Linked DNA regions of Homo sapiens: region 2 is linked to region 1. Evidence: chromatin contacts called from ENCODE Hi-C or POLR2A ChIA-PET data. All regions are on one chromosome and are shown on one strand. Each heading gives the region's core, a stretch centred on a gene start or an enhancer-like site at or near the end of the contact. The rest is flanking DNA. Distances are from core to core; before and after follow the strand shown. Region 1 holds the start of MRM3 (mitochondrial rRNA methyltransferase 3). Region 2 holds the start of BHLHA9 (basic helix-loop-helix family member a9).

Region 1 (2,700 bases), core at 45-2,544:
CACTGTGTAAGGCCAGGCATGGTGGCTCACGCCTGTAATCCCAGCACTTTGGGAGGCCGAGGCAGGAGGATCACCTGAGGTCACAAGTTCGACGTCAGCCTGGCCAACATGGTGAAACCCCACCTCTACTAAAAATACAAAAATCACCCGGGCATGGTGGCAGACGCCTGTAATCCCAGCTACTGCGGAGGCTGAGGCAAGAGAATCCCTTGAACCCGAGAGGCGGAGGTTGCAGTGGGCCGAGATCGCGCCATTGCACTCCAGCCTGGGTGACAGAACAAGACAAAAAAAAAAAAAGATACACTGGGTAATCACTAACCCATTATTCCTTGTGGCGTTACGAGGTCGGACCAATCCTTGATATCCTCAAATTTCACCTTAATGAGGCTGACACCTTTCAGCTTATCGACTGGCAACTCCTTTAGGTATTCTAGACGGCTAAAGAAGAACATTTTTGGCACAGCTCCAGCCTTGAGAGCGTCTGAAATGAGCCTGCGACCTTCCAGCAGGATCTTCCCTTGTTTTTCCCGAAATGGCCTGGACTTTACTATTGTCATTACACTGCTGTAGATGGAAATAAAAAAAAAAAACAGGTAACTATCAACATCCTTGTTACTGAGACACGCTTAGTTGTAACAGAAATAAAGAGCTACGGAGAGGGCCGGGCGCGGTGGCTCACGCCTGTAATCCCAGCACATTGGGAGGCCGAGGCGGGCGGATCACCTGAGGTCAGGAGTTCCAGATCAGCCTGGCTAACATGGTGAAACAAAAACAACAACAAAGAGCTAAGGAGAAACAGAAGCTAATTCCAAAGACGCTTATTCGGCCCTCTGTGCATAATACAAAAACCAGCGGGCTGTACTGGAAGAAGTCCTCCATCGGAAGGAGGTTAAGGTTCCGCTGTGCGACGGGAAGGGAAACGAGAACATTCGACAGGCTCAAGAACCACATCACCTCAGCCTCCTGTCCCCGGGATAAGCTTTATCGTAGCGAAGCCCAGACTCTTCCCAGGTGCTGGGAGCGCGGGATGCGGACTCCTCGAGCGGTTGTTTCTCTCGTTGCTCCTGGGCACTGGCCTCAGATGGTGCCTTGCGGGGCTGCTTCCCAGGAGCGCGCTTCTGTTCCACCACCTCTCCGGAAGGAAACACCACTTTCACTGGGCTCCGCCGCAGCGCCCGGACCCAGCGCCTCGCGTCAAGGTCCCAAGCCTGGACCACCTGCAGCAACGGTCGCACGACAAACCTCGCGGGTCTCACCAGCGCCGCCATGTTCCCTGAGACCCGGGCTGCGTCACGAAAGCGCGCCGTCGGCGGCTAGTGACGTCACGGCCCGTGGCGCCCTTCGTGGACTGGGCTGTACGGTGCGCGTGACGGCTGCGTGCGGCGGGAATCATGGCTGCTCGCAGAGCTCTGCACTTCGTATTCAAAGTGGGAAACCGCTTCCAGACGGCGCGTTTCTATCGGGACGTCCTGGGGATGAAGGTGCAGGCCGGGGCCGACAGGGGCTGGCGCGCGAGGCTGGAACCGGCGCCCGAGCCGGCCCTGGCGGAGGGAGGGGAAAATGGGTGTGTCGTGAACCTAAGCCGGAGGGTGTCCGACCTTAGGCCCTGCGCGGTGTTCAGCTTCAGGAGCGTGGCGAGTTGCCGTTGGGGATCATAGGCCTTGGAGAAGGGCCTAACACGATTAGTCCCCGCGGTGTGCCCACGCACGTCCTTTCATTTAAGCCACTCGTAAACGTTTATTGAGCCCCGCCCTTGTGGAGCTTACCGTCTACCGGAAAAGACGGTAAATAAAATGTTATATAATGCTTTCTAGTTAATATTTGTGTTTTCCGGTTTGGAGCCTTTGATGTAGATAAAATCAGCGTATTCAGAGTTCTGCTTCTAGCAAGGCTGGTCTGAATAGTCCGTTTCGGATACTCAGTCTCTGAATATATGCTCCAACTCTCAACCCATCTGCTTTTCAACAGCACCCAGAAGCGGTCTGTCTCGGGTCCTGAGGAGCTGTTATTTGCAGGATTCAGTTGGTTGGGGAACTGGGTTTTGGGGACCTCCTTTGATAAGCCAGGGAGGTAGGGAACACACCACTAAGGAAGACTTGAAAGGTGCAAGAGCGCGGTTTAGTGTATAGACGGTGCAATAGACGGGGATCTGAATTCGTCAGGTCATTTTTAAAATATCTGCTATTTTCAGGGTACTACGTTGAGTTTTGGCAACAAAGGTGCAAATGACCCTGATATATATCCTCCATTAGAGCTCATGGCCTGGGTTGGGGTGGGAGTTGGAACTGGATTTGTACGTAGATGATGGTAATGGAAGTCAGAATTTGATAGTGAAAAACCACCAAACTTTCGATAGCAGAAACCACAGAGCTGTCCCTTGTTAGTATTTCCTCGTCGATCAAAAGGTTGTTGCAAAGATTAAACACGTGCCGGCGCGGTGGCCCACGCCTGTAATCTCAGCACTTTGGGAGGCCAAGGCGGGTGGATCACTGGAGGTCAGGAGTTGGACACCAGCCTGGCCAACATGGTGAAACCCTGTCTCTACTAAAAATACAAAAATTAGCCGGGCATGGTGGCACACGCCTGTAATCCCAGCTACTCGGGAGGCTGAGGCAAGAGAATCGCCTGTATCTGGGAGGCGGAGGTTGCAGTGAGCCGAGATCGCACCATTGTGTTCCAGCCTGGATGACGAAAGCAAAA
Region 2 (2,700 bases), core at 103-2,602, 490 kb before region 1:
GCTGCTGCCCCTGCCTGCCTCTCCCGGATCCTGCCTCTCCCGGATCAGGCTTGGGCAGCAGCGCAGGCAGGGAAGGGGACTCCGCACTCATGTGCCCACGAGACCACAGCAGGCCCCACCCGCATTCCCACGCTCCCACACCTCCTGCCTCAAAGCCCTCACTCTCCTAAAAGCATCGAGAACACACAGGGCTCGGAGGCGCAGGAGTGCGAAGGCGGCATTCCAAGACGAGTTCGAGTCCAAGATGAGTTCAGGATCCTGAGCCTTTCTGGCAACTGCCTCCCTAGGCTGGGATGTGGGGGCGCAGCCCCAGGCCCCGGAGCTCCTTCTCTCTGCCCCAGGCTGGGATGTGGGGGCGCAACCCCGGGTCCCGGAGCTCCTTCTCTCTGGCGAGCTCCTTCTCTTCCACGCCAGGTCTCAGCCGGTCCAGTTCTGCTCTGTCCAAGACGCCTTTGCAGTCCCGGGTTTTATAGTCCAGCTGCCAGCCCGGCCTCCCTGCAGCCCAGCCGGTGCCTCGAGGCCGGTCAGGAGCGCGGATGGCCCATCCCGGGGGCGGATCGCAGGTAGCCCCGCGGCCAGGGAGGCGGCCCGGCAGAGGAAGCCCCCGGACAGCGGCGCCAGCTTCCCCCGGAGGCCTGTGCTAGGCCCGGCCCCTCGGCCACCGCACTGGGCCGTGCCAGGGGCGCGTGCGGGGGGCACGAGGCGCAGCGGGGCGCGGACGGCACCGAGGGGCGGGCGGCGTCTGGGCGCGCGAGGCTGGGCCCTGCAGGCGGCGGGGGGCTGGCGCCTGTGTCCCCGGTGTCCCCGCGCGCGGCCGGGCCGTGGCACTCCAGGTGTCCGCAGGGCCCGCGGGGCGCGGGGCTGGCGCGCAGGACCAGGGAGAGCGCGGCGATGCGGTGGATGGCCCTGCGCAGCGTGGCGATCTTGGAGAGCCTCTTGCCGCCCAGGTCGTGCCGCAGCGCCCGGCGCAGCGCGTTGAAGGCCTCGTTGTAGTCTAGGATGCGCTTGCGCTCCCGCACGTTGGCGGCCATGCGCCGCGCCTTGGACCGCACCGGCCGCGCGCGCCTCCTGCCCGCCGGCTCCTCCGCCTCGCCCCGGCTGCAGGAAGCGCCGTTCGCCCCCAGCACCCCCGAATCGCCCCCGGGCTCGGGGCAGGGGCCCCCCAAGTCCTCCGCAGAGTCCTCGGCCCCCTTCCGCGCCGTGAGGCCTAGTCCTGGCGCGCCCCGCAGCATGGCCTTCCCGGGCACTCGCCCTCTGCCCCAGCCCCGGCCCTCTGCCCTCTGCCCTCTGCCCACTGCCTTGGCCCGGCTCGCGACGCGGACGGTCCCCGGCTCCTGGGGCTGGACACTCCCGAGACAGGCCCCTTCCAGCTGGGCTTTATGGCACCACGCGGCGCCCCGCCCTCCCGTCCATCCATCTCCCTCCTCCTGCTTTATTATCGGCCTCCAGGTAGGTCGGCGGGGGAGGAACCGAGGGGAAGAAGGAAAGCAAGGAGGGAAGCTTGCAGGTTCTTGTAAGCGGGGACCAGACGGGCAGCCCGGCCACGCTGCCCCGGGGACCTTGCCCTGCCTAGCTCTGGGGCCGCTGTGGGGTGTCTGGGTTCCACATTCTTCCTCCCCATTCCCAGATAAGGTGCTAAGTTTGGCTTCTAGCAGGAGAGCTGATAGGAATAAAAAGAGGCAGAGGGCCGGGCACTGGGGCTCACGCCTGTCATCCCAGCAGTTTGGGAGGCCGAGGCGGGCGGATCACTTGAGTTCAGGAGTTCGAGACCAGCCTGGCCAACAGAGTATATAAAACCCCGTCTACTAAAAACACAAAAATTAGCCGGGCGTGGTGGCAGGCGCCTGTAATCCCAGTTACTCGGGAGGCTGAGGCAGGAGAATGGCTTGAGCCCAGGAGCTGGAGGTTGCAGTGAGCCGAGATCGCACCACTGCACTCTAGCCTGGGAGACAGAACGAGACTCCGTCTCAGAAAAACAACAACAAAAACAACAACAAAACCTTGAAAGTTCTTGTCAAGTCCCGTGGGCAACCACAGAGATGTCACTGAGGAAAAGCATGAGTGTCCCGGCAGGACTCATATGGGAGGCGCAGGGCCCTGCAGGTAAAGCTGACCCAGAGCTTCCGGCTTTTTCAGCTATGGAGGGCGGCTGGCTGCAATTGGGGTTCGGGTTTTGGTTGGGCCTGACTCTCCCTCCACTGCCCTTTGACTCCCCTTCTGCAGGCAGAGCTGGGATGAGTCAGCAGCAGAGGGTGACGGGGAAGATCCCTTTGCAGCCCTGGGTCCACATCAGGGGCATCTTTGGGGTCCAGAGCCCTCGGGCAGCCCCATCTTGTGACACAGCCCTGCCAGGTTATGAACTCAATGAGCAGCCTCTGTCCTCTTCCCCCAGGGATTTGCATTTGAAAGAGGGTCTCAGAAAAAAGATGATGTTTATTCCCAAAGAAAGACCCCCAGTAGAATTTCCGGCATCCACAGCTGAGTTATTTGGAGCGCCTGAAGGCCACTCATTCCCAGTCACAATCCAAATGCCTCTAAGATGCCAAGGCCTATGGCATTGGAATGGGTGTGTGGTTCACATCCATCTCGCCAAAAGAGCATTGCCAATAACCCCATTATTTCAAACTGTGAATTTCTCCATAAAAGAAAATAATAAGGCATTAGGAAGCAGAGTGTATGTATTTACTTCTGTGATTGTCT

The links. Hi-C counts contacts between places; a loop is a spot of excess contacts on that map. ChIA-PET counts read pairs that join two places held with the same protein, here RNA polymerase II (POLR2A). Pooled maps may share reads with other maps.
Region 2: a loop to region 1 is called in a pooled map, with 4 times the contacts of the local background. The contact joins the promoter of BHLHA9 here to the promoter of MRM3 in region 1. A Hi-C loop is called at or near these places in 2 of 50 pooled maps. POLR2A ChIA-PET finds 5 or more read pairs at or near these places in 3 of 52 experiments (Panc1, WTC11 and activated CD4-positive, alpha-beta T cell).

Annotation. Positions count from the first base shown.
Region 1 is chr17:780,947-783,646 of GRCh38, reverse strand. It overlaps MRM3 (mitochondrial rRNA methyltransferase 3), which reads right to left and starts at 1,294. Exons shown (of 4, transcript NM_018146.4): 1 at 955-1,294; 2 at 320-564. The coding sequence starts at 1,268. It overlaps GLOD4 (glyoxalase domain containing 4), which reads left to right and starts at 1,367. Exons shown (of 9, transcript NM_016080.4): 1 at 1,367-1,481. The coding sequence starts at 1,392. RefSeq lists enhancers at 767-1,315, 987-1,336, 2,337-2,436.
Region 2 is chr17:1,269,096-1,271,795 of GRCh38, reverse strand. BHLHA9 (basic helix-loop-helix family member a9) reads right to left here and starts at 1,352. Exons shown (of 1, transcript NM_001164405.2): 1 at 1-1,352. The coding sequence starts at 1,232. The coding sequence ends at 525. RefSeq lists enhancers at 200-950, 2,555-2,700.